Regions from separate parts of the Homo sapiens genome. Here region 2 is linked to region 1. Evidence: chromatin loops called from intact Hi-C (ENCODE). Cell type or tissue: IMR-90. All regions are shown on one strand. Each heading gives the region's core, and the rest is flanking DNA. Links, peaks and the distances in the headings are about the cores only.

Region 1 (15,967 bases), core at 4,247-12,246:
TTCCTTATAATTTTTTTATCATTATTCATTCCCTAACATATAATTACTTACTGAGTTCCTGTTATGGTCTAGCACCATGTAAAGTATTGTGGATACCAAGAGATGAAGACATGGTTCCTCCCCTCTGGAATCTTACTGGCTCATTAGAAAACAAAAATGTTTATATAATTACATTTTATTATATCACATTCTTGTTTATATTGTAACATTTTAATAATTTTGAATACATTATTTACAATGTTTATGGGCAAACCTTATAGCAGTCTAGTGATTTAACAAGTATTAACCTCCCCAAATTATAGCTGAGGAAATGACGCATATTAGCTCCATTTTAGTAGCATGCATTTGAAGTCGATTCTCAGTAGACAGAGCCATCTTCACATGATTCTTAGAAATGAACACATAGTTACTTTCCCGAGAATATGATTGAGAAAGTTAGTCTTCAAGAATCTGAAATTCAAACTGAAGGCTTCTGTCTCCCAGTCCTTTGCTGAAATAAAGAAAACAACAAAACATAATGGGAAAAGTAAGGAAGATTCAATTAAAGGTAGGCATATAAGCTCCTGACAGAAAAAGAATACATGCTAAATAGAAATGATGGTATCTCTTAAGATAATTTATGAATTTAACAAGACTCCAATTAGGGTGCCAGAATATTACTTTACATATCCTCACAAAGTGGTTCTAAAATCTGAACAAAATAAGTAAATGAAAGGGCAAACTAGCAAAGGAATCATGAAGGAAAACATGTCCTACCAAATTCAGAACATGTATGAAGTGAGAACTTTTCAAAGAGTACCATAGAGATTTAAAATATGAAAGTAAAAAAAAAAAACTAGGCAGAAATGGAGAAGCAGAAATACAACTTGTATATACATTTAAGAGCCCACAAACTTATGATAACACAATTTACTAATACACTTATCCCAGCTCAAAAACAGAGTATTTTTTCTTAGTGAAATCAGTTAATTGAATAAAATAAATGTTTATATGATAAAACAACAAATTATACATTTATAAGTAAAGGTTTGCAATAGCATCAACACATTATTATAAGTACAGTAATCTACTGAATTCTTACTCTGCACCAAGCCAGGGCTAGGCTTTTACTCTGATATCTCATTTTGTATGACAACAATCCCCTTAATAAGTATAATTACTTTCCCCTATGTATAGGTGAGGACACTAAGGCTTTAGTTAAATAACTTGCCTGAGGTCACACAGCTAATAAACAAAAGAGGTGATAATATCAGAAGAAATAAATACTAAATCAAATTTTAGGGGGGAAAACTCTCTAATTTTACCAGTAATGAAGTACATATAAATACAAAAAAAATTATGACCGAGCAGTTGCATTGAACAAAACAATAAAAGTAAAGACTTGTAACTAAGACTAGCCCACTTGTGGGGCAACATCTGCATGTATGGTGATGGTGATGCACATTATTTTTCCTGAACTATATTACTCTACCCTTTGTTTAACTCAGACATTTCACAGGAAATGTATCCCATGGAAATAATTCCAAGAAGGAAAAAAACAAATGACAAAAGTTGTTCTTGCCTCTTTCTCTTCTCTACTGTCCCATAGTGAACAGGTAACTAAGATCCTATTCTTTCTTGATCCCATGCCTCCTTCTGATTCTGTTGGCTCTTTTCCAGTTCTTGCCCTTTTCTTCTGGGCCCTTGACTCCTACAAAGGCTTCAGATTAGTCTCCCAGACTCTGGATACCTTGACACTGAGTTCATCCACTTGCTATTATCAGTGTTCTTTCTAAACCTAGAACATCCAAGAAGATAATCATAATAGTATAACAATAATAAGTGTTTGTGTCAGATTTTCTGCAGGATGAACTTAATTTCCTTTATAGCGGGGGAGGTTCTTCAAAATCTCACCCTAGGCTAGTTCCTCATGAATTCCAGTTATCTTTGCCATTTCCTGAATACAGCTGTGCCCTTACCCACCTCTATGTCTTGTGTTATTTGTTGCTTAAATTCCTTTCTTCCTCCCCATGTAGACACAGTCAAACCCTTTCTCCACCTGGCAAAATCCCAACTCTATACCTTCCTCTTCTCTTTCCTTCCTATTGTTTCATGGCATCTATACTCATTCCATCAGTTGCAAAGCATGTATCACACTGCACCATAGTGATATATATATCACTTATCACTTGGCTGCCATAATAGGGCCATGGTATAACTGACTGGAAGGCACTTTGTAGGTGAAGAGTAGAACTTTTGAAACAGCCCCACAGAAGAGGAGTCTGCAGCACTCCTGGTGGGAGTGCTATCCTGGCCCAGCTTTTATTGATACCCTAACAAGGATGAGGTTCCCATTCAGTACCTGTGAAGCTATCTTTTCCTTTCTCAGGAAAGGCTTATTAACTGGGCTGATACCCTTCCCTCCCAAATGCTCAGAACATTCACCAGCTGCAAGTAACTGGTAACAACTCACTCTCATTCCTCAATGTGTCCTGTGAGAATCCATTTTTTTCTAGGATCACTCCCAGGCATGCCAGTCCCTGGGCTTAAAGTCTACTCCTGCAGCTTCTGTAAGTAGAATAATCTTTTCTACTGAAACCAGAAGATCCATTGCCACTCTTAAGGCAAGATCATTTATCCATCCTACCAGGGAAGACCATGAAGATAATGAGTTCTGGAATACAGCTCCCAAAACATCTCTCAAGAAATTGTTCTCAAAAATTATAAATATGAAAACATCACTGAGGGAAAATGCTCTGTCATTTTCATAAGCTGTCCTCAAAGTTTGAGAAATGTGTACTTGGGAAAGACACAGGAAAATAAATTAATTAATGGAAAAGATCGACATTACTAGACAAATAGGAAATTGGAAACAGACCTTAATTTTGAAAGCCTGTAAAGGCATATGAGATTTAGGGTTGATGGGAGCTCTTAGGATGTAGTTGCTATACTTGGTTTTCAGTTCCTATAGTTGTATATGGTCATGATTTGGAGTGTGGTATGGTCAAAATAATATTTCCCCAGTAAAAGACTATGGGGGAAGGCCTGCTTGTTTTAATATTCCTGTTTCCTGCAATGCCTATCAGAACAGGAGTCTCTGACAGAAAGCAGCACAACAGGGAATGAGTATGAATATCTGGATCCAACTAGTGAGTTTTTCCAGCTATATCTCTCCTTGGCTAAATTGTTACATTTGTGAAATGGAAACCATCAGATATATGCTGCCATGAAATGAACACTGTCCTGGAATTTATAAGGCTCAGGGTCTAGTTCCAGCTCTGCCATTGATTAGCCATGTCACCTCTTTCAGCCTTACTTTACTCATCTGTAAAATAAAGTCATTCCAAAGAAGATAGAACTAGAAGGGACCTTGGAGATTTCTCAGCTTTTAAAATGCAGACTTAAAATTCCCACCCGCAAGGGGATTTTACTTAGTGACGCTTTCTGAAATGTGTATTATGAAACCCGTAAGCATAATAATTATACTTTTTCAATACACTTTGTTTTCTACCTGTATTTTTTTTTTCACTTTTATCATAGGTTCAGGGGGTTACATGTGCAGATTTGTTAAAAAGGTATATTGAAAACACTTTTTATTCCTCACCGTTCTGATGTCTACCTGTGCTGCCAACAGCAATTATTCCAGCTACCCTGGTGTGTGTTTTTTATCCTGTCATTGCCTCTCACTCGTTCTTCACCTTCAAGTATCCTATGGGAGCTTTTATTCTTTCTTGTTGAGTTTATCTTTAGGTCTTTGTGAGGCTGACTAAAAACACTCCTAAAGATGAGCCCATGTATCTCACCTTCTCTTCTGATCTTATCACATTAAGTACAGCCTCATTGTTCTGACTTTCCTGATATGGTTTCAGCTACCTTCCTAGCCTTACTTCAATCCTTGAACATTATATCCTGGACTGTAGCCTAGATTAGTCAGTGTTCCCTGAAGATGGCTCATATCTCACCATCCAGTGCCCCTCCCTCCTCCTTTATTTGTCAAAGCTCAACCCATCTTCCAAGAGTCATCTCACCCACTTTCCCAGGCCTCTCAAACACATGTACTACCTCCTCTCTTTGAATGTCCATGAGATTTTGTTGGCATTTTGCAGTGTACTTATCATACATACTTCAATAATAGAAGGCTCTTGAGAATAATGGCAGTTGTATCTGACACAACCTGATATGACCCAAAGATCCTAGTACAGCTGTGTTTTCAAACTTTTGACCATGATCCACATCAAGATATATATTTACATTGTGGCTCAGTATACCTATTAATGTAGACATATTTATAATTGAAACAAGGCTTTTATAATACATATTCTTACTACATTTGACGCACTCTGATGTTTTCTTTTTCTGATTTAATTTCTTTTTATGCTGCTCTAAATTGATTTCACAACCATTAGCCACAATTGTAAAAAACACCATAATATAGCACACTGCACAAAGTAGGTATACTGTTGTACACATTTAATTAAATTGACTCGGCTTTTTCCAAAATCATTATAGAAATATTACTGATTTGTGAATATATAAAATATATCCATTTTGATATATTTATTTAGATTTTAACTTTACCAAAAAAATATTTTATAACCTCAAAGTATTGCTGCTTTGGTTTTAATTTTACATGATCTGAAAAAGCAAATGCAGTTCATTTTTATGTATTTTTAAAGTAAGAAGATGAAGATATTTAGCTGTACGATAATTATCACTGTAATGACAAAACTCCTGAGATTAATGTATTTGACATACCATAAAATTGCTGTTTATTGAATGCTGAGTATGTTCCACACATTGTGCTAGGTGCTTCATATACATTTCCTTTAACTCTGTGACATTCCTCCAGGATCAGATATTATCTCCACTTTATAAGAATGCCAAATCAAACTGTACCATTTTACTCAGTGAAAATTCTTAGCAATAAACTAAAATCAGGAATTCTGATTTGGTTTTATTATCTTTCTTCCCACAAAGCTCCTTGTAATTTAGCAAGTGTTTTTTTTTTCCACAGTACATTTTAACTGTGTTCAGTGCTTATAAAAAATGTCAGACTGATGGTGTTGAGAATGAAAGTTGTACCAACTGATGAGTTAAGTTTCTTGATGTTCATTTTATGAACTTCATTAACTGAAAAATATAACAGAAAATAATGCTTTACAGTTCATTTTATCATATCTTAAAAGTTACATTGATTCTAGAAAAATAGAACGTTTAGTGTCTAGCTAGATACTAAGGACATAGTTGGTGTTCGATAATTGCTTATTGATTGATTAAACTAGTAAAGGGATATTAACCCTAAATGTTGGATTTAGATGAGGAAACTACTACTTAAAGGGGAAAAAAGATTTCCCTTGGCTTTGTTATTCTCATAGCCTCTTTCCACTGCACAATTGATGATAAGGTGTTGCCCAGACAGACCTGATTTAAGAATTGGTATTTAACTTTATCCCATTGATTATAAAGTGAGTCAGCAAGATTTAAGTGTTGAATAGATTCAAGATACAGTCACCTTTGAGTCAGGTGGAAACGTAAAAAAAAAAAAAAAAAAAAAGAAAGAAAGAAATAAAAATCACCCAAACTCTCTCTCTATAAAATGTTTTTGTCATAAAAGTTCTGTGTATGGAAGAATGTCCACACTCCTGTAGGATGAGAGGGCTCAACCATAGCACAAAGAAGGTTAAAGGGGCATTTACTGAAAGTGACAGTACTCTTTAGGTTCTAGCAACTATTTAAGGGGGGAATTTATCTGGTAATTACATTTCCCCCATAATTGCTGCTTTTACACTATAGATGACTGCACTCAATTTAGGTTGAATTATCTTACCCAAGACCTTGTCGACTGGTGAGTCTCACAAAAATGAGTGTCTTTCTCTATGGTTTTACACGCATGCATACACCTTCCTTCCTAGTTGTAATTTCATGTTTTCATATCTTGAAAACTTTGTATTTTACAATTTCTAAAATTAACCAGGACCAAGCTCTTCTTAACTGCTGCTTGCCTTTATTTCTTCTAGGCTTGTTAGCTTTTCTTGGATTTATTGCCTAAACTCTCATTTTCAGGATATGAAAAAATAAATCCCCGTTGATAGTTATGTCTACATTACTTAGAAAGTGGAAATTATAGATGACACATGAAATATTTATTTCAGATTTCCTTTGAACTAAGCCAATTAGAGCCCCCAAAAGGAACTCTAAATAGTAGTCTGCCCAAAATACTATCTTCTAAATATTTGAACTTTGCCCTTGGGTAGGAATTTCACCTTATCCTTGAAAATTAGATTAAGAAGGAATATTAAGATTTGCTTAAGTGAAATTACATTACTGGTGCATTTATTTTCATTCAAAGGGCTGATGAGCAGGTATCATTTTGACAGTGAGGGGCTTTCTCTCTCTTCTTTCAGAAGACCTCCCGTGGCATTGTCTAAACCTCCCTTCACTCAGCGACACATATTTCTTTGTTATTTCAGAACACTTTGCTTTTTTCACTCCTTCTAAGTGCCTGGAGTGAGCATCATTCATGGATCATTACTTTCCAAAGAAATTTAAGCACGGAATGCCATTTAATTTTTCCGAATGCAGTCCGTCATTAGGAATCTTAGCTGTCACTGCAATGCCATTTTTGGTGTGATGTGTTTGTTGCCTCATTTCTTTTAATTTTATCTCCATTAGCTTAATTCTTTTTTAATATTTTCATCTAACGAACTTTACAGTCCATTTTGTTTCAGTGTCTGCTAAGCGAGTTTTATGAAGCAGACAGTTGGCTTTTCATTTAGGGGGAGGGTGGCGAGGCGGGCCTTTGCTTTTGTCAGCTTTTTTTGGCACCTTAACATTTGGTTCTGCTTCTGTGCCTTGATTATAAAAGCAAACAACTCCAAGAAGTTCGTTAAAATAAGCAGCAGCTAATTAACCTGAACTTCAGATGAGACACTGCTGACATCTCATATCATTTTACACTATATTAAATAGATGAATATCTTTTTCTTGTTTTTAAAAGATATTTTTTCAGAGGCCAAAAAGGCATTGGGATCTTCTGTCTTACACTGGGGCTACTTACCCAGCAAAGATGACTATTTCCAAGTACTGTGCATGGCTGATGTTGTCATCTCAACAGCTAAGCATGAATTCTTTGGAGTGGCAATGTAAGTTCTTTCTGTTTGTGATATGTGATAAAGCAATCTCTAATCAGTTTTACTATGTGTGTTCGCTGTTATTTCAAATAATACATTAAAATTCAGTGATCAAAAGGAATTCAATTGACTATCACCTATTTTGTCTGTACTATACTTTTTGGTGATTGTTAAGGTAATCCAAAGAACTTGTTTCATTTTTCCCCCCACATACAATCGTATAAAGGCATAAGGGCCAGCCTTTCAGATGTCTTCTCAAGAGCCTGAATTAAACTTTCTGTTGTGGAGATGTGAATGAATTCATAATTTTTATTAGAACCTCCTCCCTTGGAACATACTGTGTGGATTCTTATAACTCCCATATATATTACCTGCCAATCAAGACAAAATCCTGAATCTAATATGGTTTTGGGAAAAAAAAATGATTAAATTAATGCATGATGGATGTTAATGTCTTGTGCACATGAACAGTCGATCATGTCCTCCCTATCATCATGGAGGAGGACATGAGGAATAGCAAGGCCCCAGATAAATGAATAAAATGAGCACTGTCTAATGGACTTCAGGTGGATGGGAGTAGCTGCTAAAAAATTTCTGAATGTAAAGCATAATAACATAATGGTCTTTTTCCTTACTGAATCTGACAAAAATTGAATCATTTCTAATAATTTTAAATAGATTGACATAAAACAAGCACATATATATTAAAAATAGGCCTCCATTTTCCTAGCAAATATGTGTATATGTGTAATATATATATAGCATATAATATACATATACAGATATATCTAAGTGTTTCTGTATATGTTTGAGAGAAAGCAGAACACCTCTAAGTCTTTGTCTTCTGACTTTAAAGCATGCATCATTGAGTCAAAGCCATTTGACTTACTCTATACCCTTTAGAAATAAATTTCACAAAGGATTACTTTAAAATCTCCTTCAGAATATCACCAAAAATTGTTAGAATCTTGTCAGCCAAACTATTCAAGATAATTTCTAAAGAGGCCTTATTAAAATGTATCCAAAGAACTTTCAAAAAGAGATGAATTCCATTAACTTGCTCTAGAAGAATACTCATCAGATACACAGAAGTTATCCAGGAAAATGCAGATAAATTGGGTATTGTAAATGGAGACACTTAGAAATGTGGCTAATTTTCTTTCTTATCCACTGAAGCAAACACAGGCTCTGAAAAGGACCAGGTACCAGGGTCCCTCCCCACAGCCCTGGGCAGATGGACCACTACCACTCGGCTTCACGCTGGCTCATTTACTTAGTGTTTTGCAATCCTTAATGTGCACAGCTGGCAGCTGAATGCAGGTTTGATACTAACAGTTTAGACATCTTTAGATGTAGCAGATGGAAAATTTTACACAAATAAAGTAGGAGAAAGTGTGCAATTAGGTTTTTATCTGCAGTTATGTGATGCATCCTCTGTTTTAGTTTAGAACATCACCTTAGTGGGTGGTCATGATCTTTTCTTGTATCCAGGCCCTACCTTCTTGACACCACATTTGATGTTGGCTAAATGCCCAAGTACCAAACTTTTGTTTTTGTTGAGTGTGATTGAAATAGGGAATGCAACAATCAGCAAAGCAAAAGGCATACCATCAGTGAGATTGTAACAGTCCAGTACATTATGGTTACATTCCTTGCTAGTTAAGTCACTATGGTAAAATCCTTGGCAGGATTTTTTTCAATAGTTTATTCATGATGTTCATTATTATGAGTTGTAAAGAGTATGAGAATTTCATTTTTAAAATGTCTTATGGAATGTATCACTTTCTTAGATCTTGTAGACATGCTGTGGAAACCATAACATAAAATATGAGTTACTTACAATAACTAATTTTAATCCCATCTGCTAAGTATGACAACATTAGCATTTCCACTTAATTAAAAACACCCTTAAAGCAGCAATGTTTTAATCACTCCATTTTATTTACTCTCCTCCGGTGTCACTTATAATTGTAACTTTTTATTTTTTAATAATGAGGGATTTTTTTTCTCCTTGCATCACACAAAAAAGTGCTGTCGATAATTAGCAGTCTTCTGTTATTAGTAGACTCAGGTGTCACAACTGTGTCTCATCCTCATTACAGTAAAAAATTTCACCTATCAGATTCATTATTGCTAGATAATGCGACTGAGAGCCTTTGCAGGCCCTCCAGAAAAGTAATTCAGCCAAGCAAAATTATCAGCTAATTATATTTAGAATCAAAAGCCCAACAACTATTTGCAGATAAATTGTATGAATTGAAGTGAATAGATCTGAATATTAAGATTCATAGATTTGGCAGATGATTTGTTAATTGGAATAAAAAGGTCATTTACTAGTCTTTTTAACAATAGATCAGTTGGAACTCTGTTATTTAACTGGTAGTGCCTAAGAATTGAAGTGATGAATAATTGTATTATTGTCATGAGATAATTTAAAAAAAATAAAATGAGAAACTTATGGAAATGAATTTTATAAATTGGTTTTAAAATACTATGGCCTATTTAATATATTTTAAAACATAGTCCTCATCTAAGTAATGTATATCATAACAAGTCAAAAATAGAACCAAAAGAGATGGTGGTTTTTTCCTTGATGAATTAGAAATATAACCATGACTAACATAATTTACAAATAGAAGTTGAAATCCAAAATTTGTAAATTTTTTCTTCCTAAATCAAATAATGCCATTTCTATCTTACTGTATTTTAATTAGCAGAGGTTTTTTGGAAACGGCATGGTACATATTCATACGATGACTCAAAATGTAACTTGGCCTGCAATTTTCTTTCGGGGAACAGAATACTCTAATTCAAATCCATTATTAAAAAGCAGATAACATGTGCACTCTCTGAAATGCCTATGACTTCACTCTTTTGATTTTATGTAATTATAAGAGAATGTTCATATGTATTTGCTTTTCGATTGGCACAGCATTTAAAAACTGAATGTCTTTAGATAAAGTGCATATTTTCTTTTGGTCCATAAAGAGTATCACTGGTTTATAAACTCAGAACTTTTGTAAGTGTTTTATAATACAGTCACAGTGTAGTTTATAGCTGTGCTTATAATAAGAATTTCTGTGTGTACCCTATGTATCAAAAAATATGAGGTATTAGTTTGCATTCTGAAATTAATAATTGGTAACCAGAACCTGTGCCTTCCCACTAGATTATTTTGTAACTTCTATCAGTTCTCAAGCAAAACTTTGAACTAAGTATTTTTCCAAAATTTGCAGCTCAAAGTAAATACTTTTCATTTAATTTCACTTAACATAGGAAAATAGGGAAAACATCAGCCACTTAAAAACAGCTTAAGTTTCATGTACTTCGTCACTGTAAATAAACAAGGTAAACACTGACATGACTTCAGAGTACTCTTGGGTTGAAAAAAATCTGCAGTTCAAAATAAATTTCCCCTTTGGTCAACATTTTGGATGCAATTCAAAGTTTCTCATAAAATAAACATATTTTAAAGAGTGTTTTGAATTTCACTGCATAATTTCTAGCCAACAGAAATGACAGTGGTATCTTTAAAGTTGATTATATGTCAGATCAATAGCTATTATGCAGGGCTAACACAGAAGGAAGATGCAATACCTTCCTTCTGCTTAACCCTTCTACTGTGACGTAAAGAAAAACTTCCCATAGGTGGGTCAATGGGGAAATCCTCTCACAAAGTGAAACTTTCATGTTTGTTTGTTTAATAATACAAGCATTCTTTGCTGATAAAATGGAAAGTGAGCTGAATTTTTAGTCAAGAAAGCAAAATGTTCATTAAAGTAATCTTCATGAGAGTTTTTCAACAAAAGGGGGAAGAGTTTTACATTCTGCATAATAACAAATTGTTTTGAAGCATGAGCTTAAAATGAAAATGCCCCATTACAACAGATTGTAAATTTTTTTCTGATGCTTTTAAAAGTTCCTCAATCTTTTCTACAGCGACAGTGCTAAAGTTAAGTATTTGCTATTTTATTTAAACATTTTTGAAAAATGAACATTCTGAGGCTTTGCAGCATTATTAAGAAAAGCTGTCCATACTTTACCATGTTGTTACATGTGTTTATCTGCTGATTATAAAATGTGTTAAACAGTATTTTAAAAACAAAAAAAAATGCAGAGCTGCGCTTTGATTAATTCAGTGAACAAAACATATGCTGTTGGTTCTGTTCTATGAAATTCATATATGATCAATAAAATCTTTTAAAAGAGCAACTTTGGCTTTTAGAATTATACTGCCGACCATGTTTTTTGTCCCAGTTAACTCTGGGCTCATTCAGTTAACTTAGGCAAACAAAACCACTTTCTGGCTATGATGGTAATGTCTTTTTAATATATTCTTACCCTCTTTCTAAAATTTTTCTAGGTTGGAAGCTGTGTACTGTGGGTGTTACCCACTTTGTCCTAAAGATTTGGTTTATCCCGAAATATTTCCAGGTAGCTGCTTTAATGTACATTCATCTTTATTGAGATTTAATATATGATTCATGCTAAATTAGAAAGTTTGAAAATAAACTTAGGCAGGAGCAATTGTTTATTTGGCAAGTCAACATGTTAGTGTTAAGGAAAATTTTATGTGTTTTAATACATTAGAGTAAGCTTATATTTACCATCTGTTCTTTTAAGATAACAAAAAAGCAAGTTTTCAAATAACATTCTTCATTGTTAGCATACACATCCCATAATGATGGATTTTTATAAGCAGGTCAGTGTTGCTGCAATTGCTTACAGATTTTTTTTAATGATACACACAGAAAAATCAGGGACTGAAAGTCACACCAAATTATTTAAACAATTGACTAGTTAATAATATGCAACTGTTGTACGGGTACATAAGGCTATAGTACCAGTTCTTTGAAAAAAATCTCATCACTAAGTATATCACATATGCATTGTGTTACATTAGAATAATGTATTTTAATCACCCAAAGGAGATGTCTAAACAGCACAACTACACAGTCTTATTTAGCATTAAACATCCTTGTGAGCTGAGGTAACCTTATAAAATCATGCTTAAATAATGTAAAACACGAGGCGGCACAGAGCAATATGCATTTTTAATTAGTAAAGTGACTAATATCGAGTGTGTGCTTTGAGGTTTTTGTTTCATTAAAAATGTATCTGTTTTTCCTGCAGCTGAATATCTGTATTCTACACCTGAACAGCTTTCAAAAAGGCTCCAGAATTTCTGCAAGAGACCAGATATTATAAGAAAACATCTCTATAAGGTAGTTATTGAGAAGAGATTTACATGGTATAAATGCCATATTGAAGTACAAAGAAAAATCTTAAAAAAAAACATTTAATTAACATACTAATGTTTAAAGGAAACATGCTAGGGAGGGATATTAGTTGTTACACTAACAAGGATTAATTAAACTGGATGCCAGTTGTATTAACCTAGGTCTTATGAAATACGTGCACTTAATGCACAGTACATGCTTTTTTAAAATTTACTGTTTTCTAAGATGACTGTCCTTTACATTTAGCCCCTAGAGGCTTATAAAAATGAACCTGAATTAATGTAACTCATTAGTTTAAAAGGAAGTAAAGGAAAGATTCTACAATTATACTAATGAGGATAAGCCTTTCTTCCCATCATAATGAAATCTTTAGTCCTCAAAAATTCAGGTGAATGACATTAGTGAAGTTTGGTGTTCATTTTTGAACTACTTGAAAGGTGATTTTTAAGAATTGAATATTTCTCGCGTCCAGTTTAATAAAAATGACATAAAAAATCCTCAGTTTCTTTAGAATAAGAATGTCAGTCTCATCTCTGAATGGCAAAGGGAAAATAGTGTAAACAGCATCATCATTCACTACCCTCATTCGTTATCTTCTTTTCTTTATTTGAATCAAGAATTTTACATTGTTGAAATAACAACACAAAGAGGCCCTACTAAAAGTCTAAGTAATTGAACTAGGATAAATCTGCTTTATGAGTTTTGAAGGTGGCTCTAGGCCATAAGTAATATACCTTTTTATATTCTTCGAATGTAGCATCTTCATTTTACATAACTCCAGTATAGTTTACATCTAGCAGTTTTATAATCTAACATATTTTAATTTTCCTATGTTAATATATAACCTTCTACATGAAATACAGTTCTCTGCCTTTTTTTTTCTCCCTTCCCTGTTCGTAGCCTAAAATACATATTTACATAGTGATACATCAAAACATGACTTTGTTTCTACAGGAAACAGTTAAACTTCAAGAAAAAGAGAGAGAACCAAAAATGCAATTTAACACCCAATTTCAAGCTCATTATCTTTCATTGTCTATTAACTTGGCAATGGTTCAGAAGGTAGCTCATAATAGTTTAAAATGCTGACTGAACAGTTCCAGCTTCAGTATTACTCCTTGAGTCAATAGTATTGTATTGTATACATGGGAAGCTCCACAGAGAAAACAGTCGTTCAAGATTTACCTCAATATTTCCTAATTTTTAAAGTTCAGTAGTAGTTTTGTTTGTATGAAATATCAATCAAATAGTTTCCCATGTGATAGACTGTCAAAATATGCAGATAATGAAAATTGAGGAAATATAAGTATTAGTACAAATGAATTAATTTTTTATATATGACACAAAGCTATTTTCAGTGAGTTCTCTGTCAGATTATTGATTTTTTCCCTCTTTGGATGAATTTTTGGTAAAGTATTTGTAAATGTGTTTCCACCATCAAAATTTATCAGTTTGTAACATTGCTTAACCCTGTTATTCTGCATCTGCAAATTTTAAACCTCTGCAAATTTTTAACCATTTCAAAAGTCACTGCAAAAAGTTGCCTCTAGTAAGAAAAGAAAGCAGATGTCCAGTTGAAATATTTTCATTCAGCTACTGCCATAACATAGCTATAATTATTTATTTTACAAACAGCTTCTGAAAAAAAGAATGGCAGCTTAGTGGTATGTTGTTAATATACCAAATTGTTCCTCACACAGTTTAAATGATAACCTATATCTTAAATGTTATTTCATTGAGCTGTTACATGTTAGTACTTAAATATATTTTAGTTCATACACCATAAAAACCTGCATCTCAAAGTTTTATAAATTAGTAATTCATGCAAAAGCATTTATAAGAGCTTATTTATATAATTCATTTTTAAGCATCGTCTACCATGGATTTTTCTCTTATAAATCTGTAACACATTTTCACATTTGCCTTCATCCATAGTGCTTAGTGATATTGTCTAAAAATTAATTTCAAAAATTAATAAATTAGTCAAATTTTAAGTAATCAAGAGCTTTATGATACAATTATTAGGAAAAACTGGCATGTTGCAAGGTATAGAGTTAAAAGCACAGGAAGGACCACAGATTTAGTTTGTGTGTTGTTATAGGATTTAAAGCTAAAACAGAAAAAAAAATGCCTTCTAAACCTTTATAATAATGATACAACAAGTTATTGTAATTTTTTATCTTGTGTTTTATAAATAGACACATTTTCAGGTAACATTTGCTTTTACTAAATACTAGAGAATTAGCATTTTAGCTTTTACCTACTTTTCTTATGCAGTCGGAGAGGATCTTTTGTGAGTACTGTGAAAAGAATGTTGGGAGTTATTTTTAGATTTATTTCATTGGACAGTGCTGTTTTGCTTTTATAAAACATATGCTTCTAAGATCTAAAAGGATAGAATGTCACTGAATTCTTTAATTTGTTCCTTTTACATTTTTACACCTTACTCTTTTTTTGTTGTTAAAAGTTTACATTTTAAAATCATTTCAACTTCTTATCATATAGAGTTCACTTTAGGATAGGATTTTTCATATGGATTCACACTTAGAAATTTAATGACTAGAATAAGGCTACTAACACTTGGCTTTCTTCTCACATCAGACATTATACTTTCAATATGAGTGAGAGTTTGGGGTATAACTTGAAGCAGGATTTGAAACAGAATGCTAGTAAGTGAAAAGCAGAAACAGAATTTACTTTTTTTCTTAAAGTGACTCCTTCTATCGCAGAACACTTGTGTCCATGACTTCCCACCTGAAATAGTTTCAGACCTGAAATGTTTAAATTCCTCATTTGCATGTATGTGTGTACTCGCTCAGTCTCTTTCTCTCTTATACACACACACACACACACGTACACTTGGCTTAGGATTGTTAGAGAAATCCAATACATGCAAAAATTAAATGTTTCTTAATAATTTTAAAAAACCTAAAACCATTTTTCTTAATTTAAGGAAATATAAAATCACTTCTTACAAAGTTTATGTCTACAGTTGAGTCATTGACTATAAACTTGTATTGTCGAGACATGTACTTTTTCAGGTCAGGCAGATGCACTGGACACATACTTCTCACAGAGATAAAACAGGGAGCTCTTCGATGACTCCTAAGCCTAACTTGAACACAAGTTTCTAGAAGTAATCATAAAAGAATCAGCTAAGGATTGACTCCTTAAACTAACAATAGTTCTTCCTTTCTAACCCAAGCAAGTCTAATACTGTGAAGTTGTATTTTTTTGGCCTCACTTTTATTATATTATGTGAATTTACTTATGGAAAATTCTCAACAATTATTTGAGATTAGTATTTCATGCTTTTAGAGAACCCTGATCATTATATTTTTAAATGCTGTTGAAAGACATTTTATAGCTATTCCCTCATTACCAGTATAGAAATGAATATAAGAGTACAAATAGGGCAGTTGTGTAAGGTAGACATTATCCAGACTGACAGAAGAGATTTTCATTCCCATCCTATTTTTCATTTAGTTTTATTTATAAATTGAATGGTATTCTCTGGTTTAAAAAGAGAGAGAGATGCCATTCTTGCTTTTTGAGAGTGACTTGTAGTTTCTTAAGATTTTTCAGGTGATAGCTCCTGATTTTTTTGTTTTCCTCTTC
Region 2 (15,967 bases), core at 3,871-11,870, 120 kb before region 1:
GTACTTTGGTTCACTTTGCACTGTTACATCAAGAATATATCCTGTACAAATCAGGATAGTGTGGTTCTTCAACAAATCGCCAATCTTTATATCGAGAAAAAAGAAAAATGCCACTTTGAGATGTATAGACTTCACCCCTTGGGAAGGGGGTTGCTGAAATTGACAGGTTCTTGGTTTGCAGAGACAGCCTGGTTTCTATGTAAATGTGTTAGAACAAAGATTTAATAGGATTATTTCAAGATAATATTTTTATGAAGATGCCAAAGGAAGTATTCATTGGAAGGCCTAAGGACTATATGTTGTTAGTATGAAAATGCTCAGCTGGTCAATATTATCTGTTCCATAGATAGCAATTATATTTCCCTAGGTGTGTGGACTCATTGGCTATTTACTATGAATTGTAAGAGGTGGTTTTTCTACCCTTTGACTTGCAGATAAAATCATAATGTCTTTTTGGGTTTACTTTCATGAGAAGGAAGTTGAGATTTTCTTAAATGCATATCTTTCTGCTTATGCAGAATTGCTGAGTGTTTTTGAGAAATTTAAAAGGCAAAAGTAAGAAACTTTGTGCTTGTTGCATCTAAAAGCAAGTCTGTTTGTGTGTGTCTCTCCCTTTGTAACAGAAGGAATGTTTCTTATGTTTCTGTCTTCAGACAGTTGGCACACATTTCATCTCAGCAGCTGCTTTCTCTTAAAGTGCAGTAGAGTGTAGGACTATAGTGACACCAGCATTAATACTTCACATTCTGCTATCATATGCTGTCACTGGGAAATATGGATCTAGGTTACATGTGTTTGCAGACTTTGTACTGCTGAATTATGAAAGCTGACTCTGTTGGTGGATTGTGTTGTATTCAGAGACTGTGAACTGAACAATAAATGAATGCAGTAGGCTGTTTAGAGTGCTATAGCATGCTTTCCTTTCAGGGACTAATTGAGCCTGAGCTTTAAAATTTAAAGTGCCAAATTGTGCTGGAAAATACCTTAAAATAAACATTAAATAATTTTTGTCAAATGGCATTTTTATATGCTATCTTTGACTTTAAAAATTTTTTAGATCCTCATTTTTTCTACTGTTGCATAAATCCTTGCACTTCAGATACGTAAAACAATAAGCATATTGCAGACGATCAAAGAAAACTTTTTTCCCATTCAGATAAAAATTTGCAAAGAAAATCATTGTTAAAATTGCTTACTATGGTTGTAAAAATTAAAATAATGTTTCAGACTTTGTGTCTTTTTATAAACAGTTTAAAATACAACAGCCAGGACAGAGCTAGTAAGATAACAATCATTCTTTTGCCTTTGTGTCTGAGCTATGCCTACACACACAACACACAGGCACATACATATATATTTGTGTAGATAGACACAACCATACATATATATTAATTTTTTAGTTAATACAATTTCTGAAAAAGCAATTGCTGATTTATAAACAGAATGAGGATAGCACATAGGATAATATAATATCAAAATAATAGAGCATGAAATGTGCACATGGGAGAAATGTTTAGGTAAAAACAGATTTATAGATCAGTATCTGGAGGTATAGATAATGGATGCTAAGTGGCTAGTAGCCTGTTATAAAGGATGGATGGTGAGTATTTTCATGTCTTTTGCATTTTACCACAGATGAAATTTATGTGGCTTATTTGTAAGTTTGATTTGGGTCTATCTAACTTTTGGAGTTTAATTGAAATTTTATTGTAAACTTTGCTTTGCAATGTGCAGAATGGGTACTGGGACAGAGACTTTTTCTGACCTATATTTTTTCAGTTGAAAACTGCCTTGGGAGTCATTGTGTATCACAAAAGCCACCCACTTATTTCCATCTTGCCCTACATGGCACTGGTTTGAAGTAGTGAAATACATTTAGTGAGGTAACATAAAGGTCTCAAGTTGTGAAAGTGCAAATTTGTAAATATATAGGATTCTTAATCTCTCTTTTTTTTTTTTTTGGCTTTTTGAATTCTAAGATTCTTAGTTTTTTAATCTATTGTTTATATTACCTGGTTTTTATTTTATTTTATTTTTGTAGTTTATTATTTTTTTTTAATAGACCGAGTCTCACCTTGCTGCCCAGGTTGGTCTTGAACTCCTCGGCCCAAGTGATCCTCCTGCCTCAGCATCTCAAAGTGCTGGGATTAGTGGCCTGAGCCACTGTGCCCGGCCTGTGGTTTTGCTATGTGAGAAAGAAAAAACTTCCTACCTTGATAGCACAGTATAAAACAGTGGTTGTGACAGTGCTGCTAACTTGTATAAAGTTTAGGATTATGATTGGTTTTAAATTTTATAATTCCTGTTTTTCTCTTTTTCTAAGAATTGGTGTCAAAAAAGATACACTTTTTTCCCCAAAGTAATGTGAAAAATTTGCATTGTCCCGTGTTGTTTTCACCTATTAAGTGAGCAGACTGTTTGCCTTTACCCAGAGGGGTTCTGAACACTCTCGAGTCTGCAGAAATCATGTTGGTAGCCTGGAATGATATTAATAATTTTCTGTCTGTCCTGTGGCATCAATTTATCATTCCATATGTCCTTAATGTGACCAGGTATGTGGCATTTGCTTGCTCTTTTTCCTTGTGGAAGTTTATTTCTAAGTGACCCATTTAAAAATCCCTTCAGTTTGGGACTGTGCACCTCAGGTGAACACCACTTGCCTATCTCAAGAAGGCACAGCCTAGGAGTTTGTTTTCCAGTGCAGTGATTTGTGTAGTGCCCTGATGTGGTGTTCATAAGGCATTCTTTCTTTTCTTTTTTCTTTTGAGGTGGAGTCTCACTCTGTTGCCCAGCCTGGAGTGCAGTGGCGCAATCTTGGCTCACTGCAACCTCCACCTCCCAGGTTCAAGCGATTCTCCTGCCTCAGCCTCCCAAGTAGCTGGGACTACAGGCACGCGCCACCACGCCCAGCTAATTTTTGTATTTTTAGTAGAGACGGGGTTTCACCATGTTGGCCAGGATGGTCTTGATCTCCTGACCTCGTGATCCACCCGCCTCATCCTCCCAAAGTGCTGGGATTACAGGCGTGAGCCACTGCACCCGGCATACATAAGACATTCAATTGAACAGTGCATTATTTGACAGAGCAGTTGCCTATCATTTATGTTCAAGAAGTGCACACAATATATTCAGGACTGACACAACTGTCCAGTAGCACTTCATTTCTGGTTCTGTCTCAAATCACTGCTACCTATGGACATTTGGCTATGTTTGTTGAAAAGATGAGCTCTTGCCGAAAACAGTACTGTCTGAGGTTGGAAATCTAAAATGCTGCTGTTAGCTGATTGCAAAAACATAAAACACATCAACAGTTTTGGCAGTAGAATTAAATGTGTGAATGAATTGAATAAAAGGTGAAAACAGCACTTCTCTCTTAGCCATGGTTCTATGCAATTGGGGCCATTAAACACAGTTTATAGAGTCCTATCACTACTTCTTTGTAAGGGCTACAGTGACCTCAAGTTCCCTTTGTGTTTCTCTTTCTTTTCCACAAACATCTATATTAAAAAAGGAATCCATTAAATAAAACTTCTGAAAGTGCCTTATAAGATCAAAACACATCCAAGGAGCCAATACTTGAGACCTTGAAAAGAAATTAAACATTAAATTTGGGTTATTCCCATGCTTAATTAAAGTAGAATGAGTTGGATATAGAAGTATATCTTGTCATGTAATCAGAAAAAGTGACGCTTTTAACATGTGAGTGCGTGTTACGACCCAGATTAGCTATGTAGCATTCTCTTAAAAATTCACCCTTTCTTATTCTCGATTTCTCCTAATATGTACACATGTTCTGACTTCCCATACATCCAGCATCTTTGGTGACTTCATTTCCCGTAAACTTTATTACCTTTCACAAGTTTCATGTAGAATTTTTTCTGCTTAGATGAGTAAGGTAGAATCAGTGAGAAAGCTCTAGATTGTAACTATCAATTATAATACTAATTACAAAACTTATTCCGTATTGCTTACCTCCTCAAAAGTTAATTGCGCTTTCCAACCTCAAATGTTGGCAAAACTTGAGCTTTTCACTCTTTGCAACATAGCATATGTCAAAAATAGCTGTACTTCAAGGAGGAAACTAAGGCAGAAGTGATTGGATAATTTAGTTGTGTCACAGAGAGTTAAACGTCTTTTTTATTGAGGTAATGATCATCATTTATGATGGCTGGTTCTGTGCTCATCTGTAGCCTCTGACACATTTTTGGAGAACATTACTAATACTCTGGATATAATCTAAAGTGTTTGCTATAGTGAAAAGATCTCCAGCCTGGTGGTTGGAGTTGCAGCAGTGTTACTAACTGTCTGCGTGTGGTCAAGCCCCTCATTTAACCTTTTACGGCCTTAGTGTCTGAATCTGTAAAATGAAATCATTGAGCTGGATTATATCTCAAGTTCCTCTAAGTTTCAAAATTCTGTCATTTTATATTTCTAATTAGAAGCTTGGCTTTATCACAGTTACGCAAGATTAGAAAATATATGAAGTCCAAAAGTTATTGTTTATCTTTAATCATCCCAAGTAGTAAAGCTCAAATATTTTTCAGTTTTAGAAAAATGATTTTTAAATGAGCTTGGAAAGTGCTCTGTGTTCTTTAGTTTGCATAGCTAGAACAGAAGAGAGAGGAAAGTAGATTTAATAAAATCAGTCACAGGTTAATATGATTTTTAACTTTTGCTTTTCAAAAAATCTTCATGTAAATTACATATTTCAGTGTGTTATTATGTAACATTAGTTTTGTAATTAGTTATCTGTAGCCAAAATTAAAAATAGGTGTGACCCCTCCTTCTCAACCCTGCTCCTAAATTCTTAAAATCAATCATGTCAGTATTTTAACTCATGCAATTTTATAATTGTTTATATTTACATTGAAATAAGAGATTCATATCCCCTTTTGGCTCATAATTCATCATTGTGTGGTTGGTTGTTCAACAAATCAAATAGGAGCATGTTCTCTTTATTGCTATTTGGTATACTCAAGAGTGAGTCCTGGACTAGGTGGCAGGGACCTGGTTACTTCCCAGCTCTGCTATTAACTACCCATGTGACTGGATAAAGTATTTAATCAGTAATGGAGCTTCAGCCTCCTCATTTGTAGAATGGGATGATATACCCTCTTCCTGCATAGGGCACAATGCCTTGCGGAGTCCATGAGTTTAATAAATGTACGTTTCACTCAACACAACTGAGTTGTGGAATTTTTGTCCTAAGTTCTCCCCATCAAGGTTGGGAGTTGGGGGATATGATTCGAAGGAAATAATTGTTTGGCAGTCTTTTTTGTATGTTAACTTTAATTTCTCCCTCCAAATAAGATGGTAGCTTTTGAACCGTTATTTAGCTAAGCAAACATTTTTTCAAACGTTATGTTATCAGAAGTAGAGCTGATTTTGTTGGAGCAGGAGGGGAGACCCTACCAGGTTGCTTTCTCCTGCCCACTCATGTCTTTCTGTAAACCCAGAAAGGGCTATGCAGAACTTCTTGGGCTCTGTAAACAAACTTTTTGAAAACGATCGTGGATCCATAATTGCACAAAATTATTTGTTCAAAAGGACATAATGAATATTTAGAATGACTCCCTTGAAGTTGATCCAAAACTTCTTGTCATGATATGACTTGGGCTGGAATATAATTCCATTGCATCACCTTTCTTTCACAGGAGAGTAAAACAGATTGCTTGCCAAATCTATGTTAATCAGCATTTTTGTTATAATTGCCAGGATATTCAGTTTACAGAAATAAATAAATATATATGATATATATATAAATATATAAAATATATATATGTTTAATCCTTAAAGGTCTTAGTTCACATTTTTATAGTGAGTGAGAAGTATGTTGGGTGACAATATATAGCTGTCCATTTTGATTGGCTATGTTGTTATCAAGTTGCAATTTCCAATTAGCTTAAAAAGATCAGATAATTTATGCATACAGTGCTGTTTGACGTGAATAAAGGTTATCCCTCTCACAGACCTCACCCAGGGAAATCAGTTTTAATGGCTACTCATTTGAGTCTAAGCAAAGGTAGAGAAATATGGCCACAGAGCAAAACTTGTAACATAAAATCCCCCTGTGTCTGCTTCAAGATGTCCCAACTAAGTTTTAAGCTCCTTAGGAGTCAAGATCTTTGCAGGAATAATAAAGTGTAAGTGTAGTCTATGCTCACTAAATTTAAGTCTTGTCTTTAACTCTTTTAAACTCTACGAAAGTATTTTCTAGAATGAAAAGCCTGTTATTAAGCCAGACAAAGACCCTAAGCCTGTCATGTACATGCTGAGCACTCTCAAGTTAAAGGAACCTTGTGAAGGCGTTTGGCCTGGCTCTCTGTTGTCTGATTCTGTGTTGTGGATTTCTGTCAAGGTTTTGAGGACAGGCCCCTTTCTCAAGGAGTGGTGCAATTCCTGCTTAGCTTCTAAACAGACTTGCTTCTTGCTGCCCTGCCTGACTTAGAACTGTGTTCTGCCTTGCAGTTGACATCAACTGGTTGAATGACCTTGGACAAGTCAAGTTACTAAAACTCTCTGAGTCTTAGTAAATGAGAAGACGGACTAAGTGCTCGAATCTAGTTTTAAAATTCTGTGAGTCTTCAAGATAGCCTATGTAACTGAAAATATGTATCCTATCTTTTGAATTGTGCTGGTAAGAAAGTAAGATTGTCTTTACACAGACACATACACTCTGACACTCCTTTACACTGGGATTTGCTACAGTGAAACCAAAAAAATTAGAGATATAAGTTATAGGGAAAATGTGAAATACACCTCTTTTCTGCTTTTTTTCTGGGCATCGGATTCCTATTTTTCCTCCACATAAAACTGACTGAGCATAAGCAAAGTAAATACTAAGTCTCATTCTTGATCATTCACAGCTTGAACTTGGATTGAAGTTGCTTGCTCTCTGATCCAGAGTTTTTGGATGCATGGCTTTTCGTGTGAGCAAAGAAATAAACATACTAAAAAGGTTGTAGAAAATTGTAGATTTAGTAGAATCTCTGAGATGATTTACTCTGGGGCTAGGTTTAGAATGGCAAACAGATGCAAAGCTTTTTCTGGCCTTAATTTTTGAGTTGGCTTTATTCTTGTCTACAAGAGGCCTAGATTCTTGCTGTTCTCCTCACCCCTCCCTTTTTTGTGCACTTCTAAGATTTAAGAGTGTGATATGTCTGAAAAAGATTTGTTTGATTAGAAGAAAGTATGCCCAGAGAATATTGCCATATTATCTTGTATGATTCATTTTATTAACTTGCCACCATCCAAGGCAGGAGGACAGAGTATAGAATTTGACATAGGCAACATTCAGCCTCCCAGAAATTTAGAGAAGATGTTGGGCCTTTCATCTCCGCTAGATGGCCATTGAGATGAAGGCTTTTCCTGGGAGGAGGTCCAAAATCATCTCAGATGTGTAGGTTTTGGAGATGATTCAAAAGGGCTGCTTCGTGGAACGTGAGACATTCCCAAGGTCAAATCAGTTTATTTAGGCATGATTATCAGTAAACTACATGAAAAGAAAAGCGAGTATCCATTTCTGTTAACTTTAGCCTTTTCTGAAACCATGTGCCCAATCTAAAAAAGGGTAGTGGTTGTGAAATATAAAATTCCATGTGTTTTTGCATAATCGGGATTAATTTTAAATAATTCATCACATAATTTACACAATAAAAAAACCAAGTTTTCTTTTAAAAATTAGCGTATTGTTGAGATAAACATCCCCAACCCCTATCCCCCTCGAAACTCTATTTTGTTCCTAAGACTGATATTCCTTCAAAGGGCAAAATGTTCCCATGTTATTTATTCCAATGGAGTAAGAAAAAAAAAAAAAACAGTGGCAGTATGTTTATTTTAGTAAGGTTTTTTAAAGCATTTTATGTCCTTTTAACAATGTTTTATTTGTTTTATTGTAGATTTTTGATCCTCTGTCCCATACCTGCTATTAAATGAAACTATATAGCTTTAAGCTAAGCACTTTCACAAAGCCCTGTAAATAACAACCCTCTTTTCTCATTTAAAGCCAGCAGGACATCCCATCATGACTACCTCTTAATTAGATGATATTTTGATCTGTGTTCCTATTCATTAATGCTTTGTTTTCTAGTGTCATGTCATGGTACGGTTTACTCACTAATACAGTTTTGTGACATATTCCTACAAGAGCTGGACCAGAGGAGTCCCGGTTTGGCTCAGGGTTTCTGATATATTGCTTGACATAATTTCCAGATTGATATATGGGTTAAATTACATAATACTGGAAACGTATAATTTTAAGAAATAATCTTTAACAAAAGTCATGTTATATAGTAGAAAAAGATTGACTTTAATACATTGATTATCTAACTTCCAAAACATTTTTACTCCATTTGCTCTCCCTGAGATGGTCTATTGTGTTAACACAGCTCACTGTGCTGCTGGTTCTGCAGTTTTGTGCTTGGTATTTTTTTGCTAATATTTAATGCAGTGCATTTTATGTTCTTCCTTTTATTTCATTTTATGTTGTATTGTGTTATGTATTTCACTGCTGGATCTAAATTGGGGAAGGGAATCCTGCTTTGTCCTTGTACTATAATGAAGATAGAGTTTGTTAATATAAATGTAAACTGCTGTCTTAGGTGCATCATCACATGAAGACTGTTTCATAATTGAATATGTTGGTACTAGATACATTTAGAAAATTAGAGTCCCTAAACACCTACTCACAGAGAGAGATGAACTTAATGGTTTGTTGTATACAGTTTCATTTAAAAATATTTTAGAAGAATGACTTATTTGTAAGAATATGTAGAGTGCAAAGTAATGATGGTAACAGTGGAACAGTTAAAGGAAAAATATATGTAGCAATTACATTCAACATTTATTAGGATCTTTGTTCTTAGAAAGTTAGATATTTTTGAGAATTTCAAAATATGGGTGGTAAAATTAGATTAGATTGAGAGGGAGAAATAAGTTTCCAGAAGCACGTTAAGGACACATTACCTACTTTAGTAAACATAACTATAAAGTGTATTGCTTTTTATTAAATTATCTGCCTTCACAGAGCAATAATATTTTTTAATGTATAGCGTTAAAAATGATGGGATGACAGCAATTTCAAATCCATTTTCCTCATTTTTCTAAGTGAAATGGGGAAATATATATGAATATATCTTCAATTAAGAATGGAAAAGATTATTTTAAATAATGCAGCTGCAAAAAATAAGTGTCCAATGAGAAATGTGTGCAAAATGCTAATGATTAATGCTGTGTTGCTGAAGTTCTTATTTGTCAATATCTAAATGTTTAACGTTGGAAAGAATATTTCAAAAGCATGAAATATTTGGAGCATAAAGGTACTGTACCCAAATATCTTCTTATAATCATTTCAAAATTTATTTGAGCAGCTCTGGCTTCTTCAGGCTTGAAAAAAGGAAATCAGTCACATTTGCACAAAAACAGTATGATCAAACCTGTTATTCTTAATGTTTTTCTGACATAAATGTGTTATGTGATCACTCATGGATATTTCATCAAGAACAAAGCTTTGAGATTATTTTTTTCCCTAGGATATGACATAATGTGACTGGGATTTTTAGGTCACACTATTTCTTTTTCAAAAAATGACCCTGTTTCTTCATCTCTGCAAGATATACATTTCAGAAATGTATTTATTTCAGAAAATAGAGATGTGTTTGAGAATGGAGAAGTCATTGGTTAGAAGGAAGTTGTAGGTGTTTTTTTTTTTTTTTTGTAAAAGATTCCCATAAGACTGACCACAAATTTAAGAAACCAAATCCTGTCGAAGGTAAGCATATGCCCTTTTTAAAACAGTGTTCCCGCAGCCAGTTTTTCTTCAGAAAAATTTTGTCATCAGTACCATCTATGCAATAACAGGAGAAAAGAAAGAGGAAAGAATTGGATGTCAGGATGTGTTGAGCATTTCTATACTTAAACTGTGGTGGTCACTTGGATTTTAGCCGTACTTTCCATATTTAAAACTTGTGAAAAAGAGGGGTTAAAAAGGCTGAATATCTTTGTACCCTAATGAGAGAACGGTTGCAGTAACAGTATCAAAGATAAACCGCTATATTAGGAATACTAAATGATAAAGGGCGATAATATGCCATTCTTGAGACTTCTTGGCTCTTACCTAACACATCAGAAAGTGATTGTTGAATTTTAAATAGCCATACAAATGGATGACATAGAAATTTAACTTTGCTTTGACCTTATTCTAATTCACAAGATGACTGCAAAATGACTTTGTTGCATCTGAATGTATGCTGGATGCTAAATCACTCCAGAGTATAAAATCTTTGTTTTGGCATAATGTTGATGCATAAACATTTGTACCCCATACTAACCCTATAAACATCACAATCCATCAGTACAATTACAAAAAAGATTGTTTGTTTTCACACTTAAAGCAGACATGAAATAGAGTGTCCTTAACTTAATCACCACCTTGATTTACCACATTTGCATATATTTGCATATTAATTGGACTACAGATTAAAATTGGTTTTGTAATTTTAATTAAGTGTCCACAAAGGTAAATGATTAGAACTGTTTAAAATACATTCTGACATAAATAGCAGTAAAAGCTTTTGTGATGATGTTTTTGTGGAATTACATTCAGAAAGTGGCCTTTTTATGATAGTAATTTTAATCTTAAATAGAATTATACAGTCAAACAGAACTGTGGATTCATAATCATTTTTTTCAAGTTTCATTTAATATTTTGCTGATTTGCAGCACTTGATGAAAATGTACTGTAGGTTTAGCTGATTGCAAAATTAGGCCTTTAGAGCTGATAAAGTGAGGGTTTAAACCCGCAGTCTTTAGATGCCTGTCATACATACTTGAAGTAGATGTCTCATTTCATGTGTGCGTGCACAAGTATGTGTGTGTGTATGTGTGTATGTTTTAGTGGAATCAACTCATATAACCCTTTTAATGATATACCCTTTAAAAAGAGAATCATCTTAAGGGACCATCATATTCCCAGTTTAAATTAGGGAACATATAAAATGTTTAAAGGTCTCTTTGGCATATTATCCTGGTACCCAGAAGAACTGTCCTAATGTTGACATAGGCCAAAATGTGCTGACTTAATAACAGGTCATCCTCCCTGGTGCTTTCCCTTTGGGGGTGGCACTCACCACATGAACAAGATAATTGTTGGGGAAAAAGCACTTCCCCCACCTCAAAACCTGAGATACTAACGTGTGGCATGTGCTTTCTGTTATACCAGACAGAAAATTGGTTTTACCAGAAGGTTACTGGATGCCTAGCACCCCCTTCTTCCAGCTGGCATTTTCCTGTTTGAATCATTTTAAATGTTGGATGCTGAAACCCTCCCCACTCCCAGCTGCCACCTTCTTCTCTGGCGGTACCCTAGACACAGCTCCCTAATGCTTCCTTGCACCCAGCTGCTTCTCTGCCTGGCTCCTGGCTATTTATAATGTGATGGGATAAATAATCCTTTTTCTACTAGTCACCTCCAAACAACTCTTAATTGGATTTCTTTTATATGCTATGATGTCCCTAAGTGTGCAGTGAGTGGCATAACCATCAAATTTCTTATTGTCCTCGCTAAATGCTATAGAAGTATGTGTGCATGCACACACCTCCTTGTAAAGCTTATGAAGAGCAAACCAGGTAAACCTTTTGATTCTCCTAAATCAGATGAGGGGAAATAATTTCTTAGAAACAAATCATTATATATTAATTTTTAAGAGCCAATTTAAAAAACCTTAAATTTTGTCCTGATGTACTGTATTAGAAATAGCAAAAGCTTGGAATTTGCCAGGCATAGTTTTAAATCCTAGTCCTTCCATTTCCTAAGCATGCCATTTTGGCAAGATATTATGTCTTTCTGAAGCCTCAGTTTCCTCATCTGTTAAATGGAGATTAAAAAGACCATCAAGAGGTTGTGAGACATAAATAAAATAATGAGTGTAAAAGCATCTAGCCAAGGTGGTAGCAGTGGAATTAGTGAAAAGTGGTCGAATTCAGGATATATTTTGAAGGTAGAACAGACCGAATATGCTGATGAATTAGTTGTGGGGTGTGAGAAAATAAATAGGCGTCAAAGACGAGAGCCAAAGTTTTGGCCTGAGCAACTTGAAGGATAGAGAAGACCATGGTAGAAACAGATTTGGAGGGATTGGATTCAGGCATACTGAGTTTAAAGTACTTTTTAGACATAGAGAAAGCAGTTTGCTCTGATTGGAAACTATTTTGTGCAGTCACCTAGGCTGGAGTGCAGTGGCGAGATCTCAGCTCACTGCAACTTCCGCCTCCCAGGTTCAAGCAATTCTCCTGCCTCAGCCTCCCAAGTAGCTGGAATTACAGGCATGTGCCACCACACCTGGCTCATTTTTGTATTTTTAGTACAGACAGGGTTTCATTATGTTGACCAGGCTGGTCTCGAACTCCTGACCTCAGGTGGTCCACCCACCTCGGCCTCCCAAAGTGCTGGGATTACAGGCGTAAGCCGCTGCGCCTGGCCAGTGCTTGGTCATTTCTTAGGCAGGCTAGATGGACTCAGAATTCCCAAATTGCATTTGAAGAATAGGGGACACCATTTTGAAGTGCTGAAAAATTGGCTAAATGTAATGTTTTGTTGCTGACATTACTTTAAAGGTTTGTGGAGGAGAGATTTAAATGTATTTTATTATCCTCAGTGTTTCTAGTTCTGTTTTCAGGTTCATTTCACTAGTTGAAGCAAAGTTTTTATATGAACATTTTTATTGAGCAATATGATATCCTAGTATGTAGTCCAGAAAGTACAGTAAAAAGCAGAAAGGAAGTACCAAACACTTCCCCTAGCTTTATTGGTTCAAAGATCCTGAATGAAATGCTTATAATAAAAAAAGAAAAAAAAAGAAAAGGAAGAAAGAATGAGAGGAAAGAAAAAGGGAAAAAAAGAACCTTGAAAGGAGTCTACAAGAATCCACAGCATGCAGAAGATATTTTTTTCAACTTTTAAGATTACCATTACCCAATACTCTTCCCAGAACTTACCTCCCCTAACTTTAAACTTGAGAAATCATGCATTAGAGAAGCTGGTCTTCTCAACACCCTGCTCTCATGGCCACCGCCTTTTAAGCTTTGGTTATCTTTGATTCCTGGGACATCTCAACCACTACCCACTCTGACATGTCTCTCTTTCTGGATTGGAGTCTAATGGACAGTATTATTTTATACCACTCTTGAATATTCACACTACACACTAGTATTTTAAGGACTCTGAGAAGTCTTGCAAAAAAAAAAAAAAAAAGTTATTTTCTTTTACCCAATGTCAGAGACATGGCAAGAAACATACAGCACACTTAAACTTATAACTTGAGGAAACTTTAATAGGAGGACTTCTTACAAAGATATGGGCAAAGTTTAAGGAAGGTACCAAGGGATAGTACAATGCTCTGGATCTAGTAACAGTGTTACCACCCCTGGGTCTGAAAGGGCAAGTGGAAGGAGTGGCTACTAGAACTTAAAGAGAGCCAACTGAGTATGCCCATTGTTAGAAAGATACAGCCAACTTATTTGCAAGAAGGAGCAGCAGAATGAATACCTAAAAAATCTCCTACATGTATCTGCAGTTGGCTGAAACCAACCAGAACCAGAGGACAAGGGAGCCCTTTAATGCAGTCCATTTGGGTCAACCTGCTAGGGCACAGAGCAGGGCCAAGAAAGGTAGAGAGTGAATCTATAGAGGCAGACAGAAGATACTCCAGTGTACTTTATGTTTCCCAAATGTTTTTCTCATTAGACCTCACTTTTGGTTTGTTTGTAGGTTTGTTTGGTCTTGATTTGATTTGACACCTGAGAACATCTTCAGGGACATTAGTGTTCGGTAGAGCACAGGTCATAAAATGGGGGCCACTGCAGCTATTGTGCTTGCCTAGCCAAGCAGTTTTGCTTTTCTAAAAATTAAGCTTTGAATGCCTTTGGATGGGACATAAGCTCCCAGCTTTGGCCTTAGCCCACCACATTCTGATATGTTCGGCCATCATGTCAGTGCATTCTTGTTATCTTCCTCACCCCAAGGTCATTTCATGTGTTGGCCCTTGCTCTGGACTCTGCCCCCCTCTCCTCCTCAGTCCCTTATCACATTTGATCTATTCTGGGCTCCCATTTTCATAGGAGCCAGTTTTCCTTGAGGGAATGTAGTCAATCTATGTTGTTAGGAAAATGATTGTTAAAGGCTTAATGTGTCATTTTCCTTGGGGTAACATAGTAACATGGTAGAATTTTAAAAGAATCTTTATGGAATTTTTGCCACAGTTCTCTCTGCCCCTGACAAATTTCAAATGATATGACTTTGTTTTTTGCCTCTCAAACAACATACATGGCATTTTTTATATAAAGCTTGCCCTAATCATTTCTATTTGGCCATTGCTGTGAGCATTCCCTACTTCTATATTGCTAAATAAAGAGAATATGTTCATCTTCCCAGAGCACAGCACACTTTGAGTTCTCCTCAAACGCAGGTTCCTGTGGATAACTAGCCAGAAGAGAAGAGAAACGGCAGGCAGAGCTCACAGGTGAAATCCCAGTACAGGGACCTCCAGGGAGGCTGTATATTATCTTATAATACTCAAATGTCATTCTAGAGAGTAATTTTCTAAATAAGTTTAAGACACAATAATAATTTGAAAGAAATATTCTTTCCATGCAGATTGAATGTAATCAATCTGACTTCTAATGTACAGACCACAGCCCCTGAGCTTCTCAGAATGTAGGTAATGTAGAATGAATGAAATCGAATGCTTCCACCATTTCTCCTTTATCTTTTGCCAGAATCAGCTAGATCTACTGCTTTTATTCTTTCTTCTATAAAATGTGTCTGTTTTTATTTTCTTGCCTTCCTGTTCACTGTGGCTTTGGAATTTGGTTTCCTTCTTAACTAGTCAGTGACTTTGCATTGCTTCTTATGCTTCAATGAAAAATCAGGTGCTGATTTTTCCTTTATTATTTATGCTCGAAGACTGAAAAAGGGACTCTTTTACTGAATTAGTAATGAAAAATTATTTCTATAATAAGGTCAACAAAGCATTATTACTGTAGGTCATTGACCAGGACTCAGAAACGTTTTAATTATAGTATTTTTCTTACAACAATAATGACACTTGGCCTGTGTTAAATTTCCCATTAGCTTCTCTGCCTGATTTTCATTAGGCACACCCAGAATTTGGAGCTTAGATGCTAATTTTCATGGCACTTGAATGTTTTATTCAGATTACTAAAGCACACTGATTCTCTTCCTTGAAGAATTTTGTTGTTAGGGAGTGGTGAGTTCAAGGGATTTTTTGAAAGTATAGAAATAGTTTCAACTCCTCAAGAACTGTCAAGTATTTTTCTTTGTTTTATTTTGTTACTTAGCTTCTAAAATAGCAGTTCTTTAGCTTTTGATGGGCCTTTAAAGCAAAAATGACCTACTCTTAGATATTTTTAATATTCAGAAACAATTTTTTAAGCAACATAAATTGTACACTTACTCATCTTAGACATAAGAATTCCATTGATAAAATTCCAAAGAACTTTATTAATCCATGTTTTCTCTTGATAAGTCAAGTTGATTTTTAAGTAATTGAGGCATTTGTTATATAATGTTTTTAAAAACACAAAGACCATGAAGAAAAATAACAAGAGTCTTTGATGATAGAAAGTTGCAAGTGACAGAAACCTAATTTCAACTGACTCAATCAGTTGAATCAGTTGACTCAATCAATTGACTCAGATCAATCGAATTTTTAAGTGGAGGGAGCTGTAATTTATGATATGAGCTACCTAGGGTTATCATTGGGTCATACATAGCTGGATTAAGGGACTTAATCCAGCCCTGTCATCAGAACTGTGTTTCTCCATTTCTCTCAGGGTTAGTTTTTCTGCATGCTAGACAAGATGGCCTCTTGTTCCAGTCTTACATCGTAACAGCAGGGTAGCCTCATAAATAGAGAGTTTTTTCCCATAGACCTGCCTGACAAAAATATCT

What was found. Hi-C counts contacts between places; a loop is a spot of excess contacts. Peaks named below come from ENCODE experiments on the same cell type or tissue, not always from the same donor. Only the 100,000 strongest peaks of a DNase experiment are listed, where the experiment ranks them.
Region 2: it touches region 1 in a loop (2.2-fold over the local background); 2 of 110 quality-filtered maps call a loop at or near these places.

The regions. Positions count from the first base shown.
Region 1 is chr2:143,948,349-143,964,315 of GRCh38, reverse strand. QTMAN (queuosine-tRNA mannosyltransferase) reads left to right here. Exons shown (of 12, transcript NM_001376312.2): 9 at 6,977-7,121; 10 at 11,473-11,543; 11 at 12,243-12,334. QTMAN-AS1 (QTMAN antisense RNA 1) reads right to left here. Exons shown (of 3, transcript NR_110237.1): 3 at 160-490. Among named protein-coding and RNA genes, the nearest start is that of QTMAN-AS1, 19 kb to the right of the region's middle. In IMR-90, for the core only: no CTCF peak of the experiment used is centred there; a DNase peak (open chromatin) is centred at 8,745; H3K27ac peaks cover 818 bases.
Region 2 is chr2:144,063,045-144,079,011 of GRCh38, reverse strand. All of the region lies in intron 6 of QTMAN (queuosine-tRNA mannosyltransferase), which reads left to right. Among named protein-coding and RNA genes, the nearest start is that of QTMAN-AS1, 130 kb to the right of the region's middle. In IMR-90, for the core only: a CTCF peak has its summit at 7,335; a DNase peak (open chromatin) is centred at 7,391.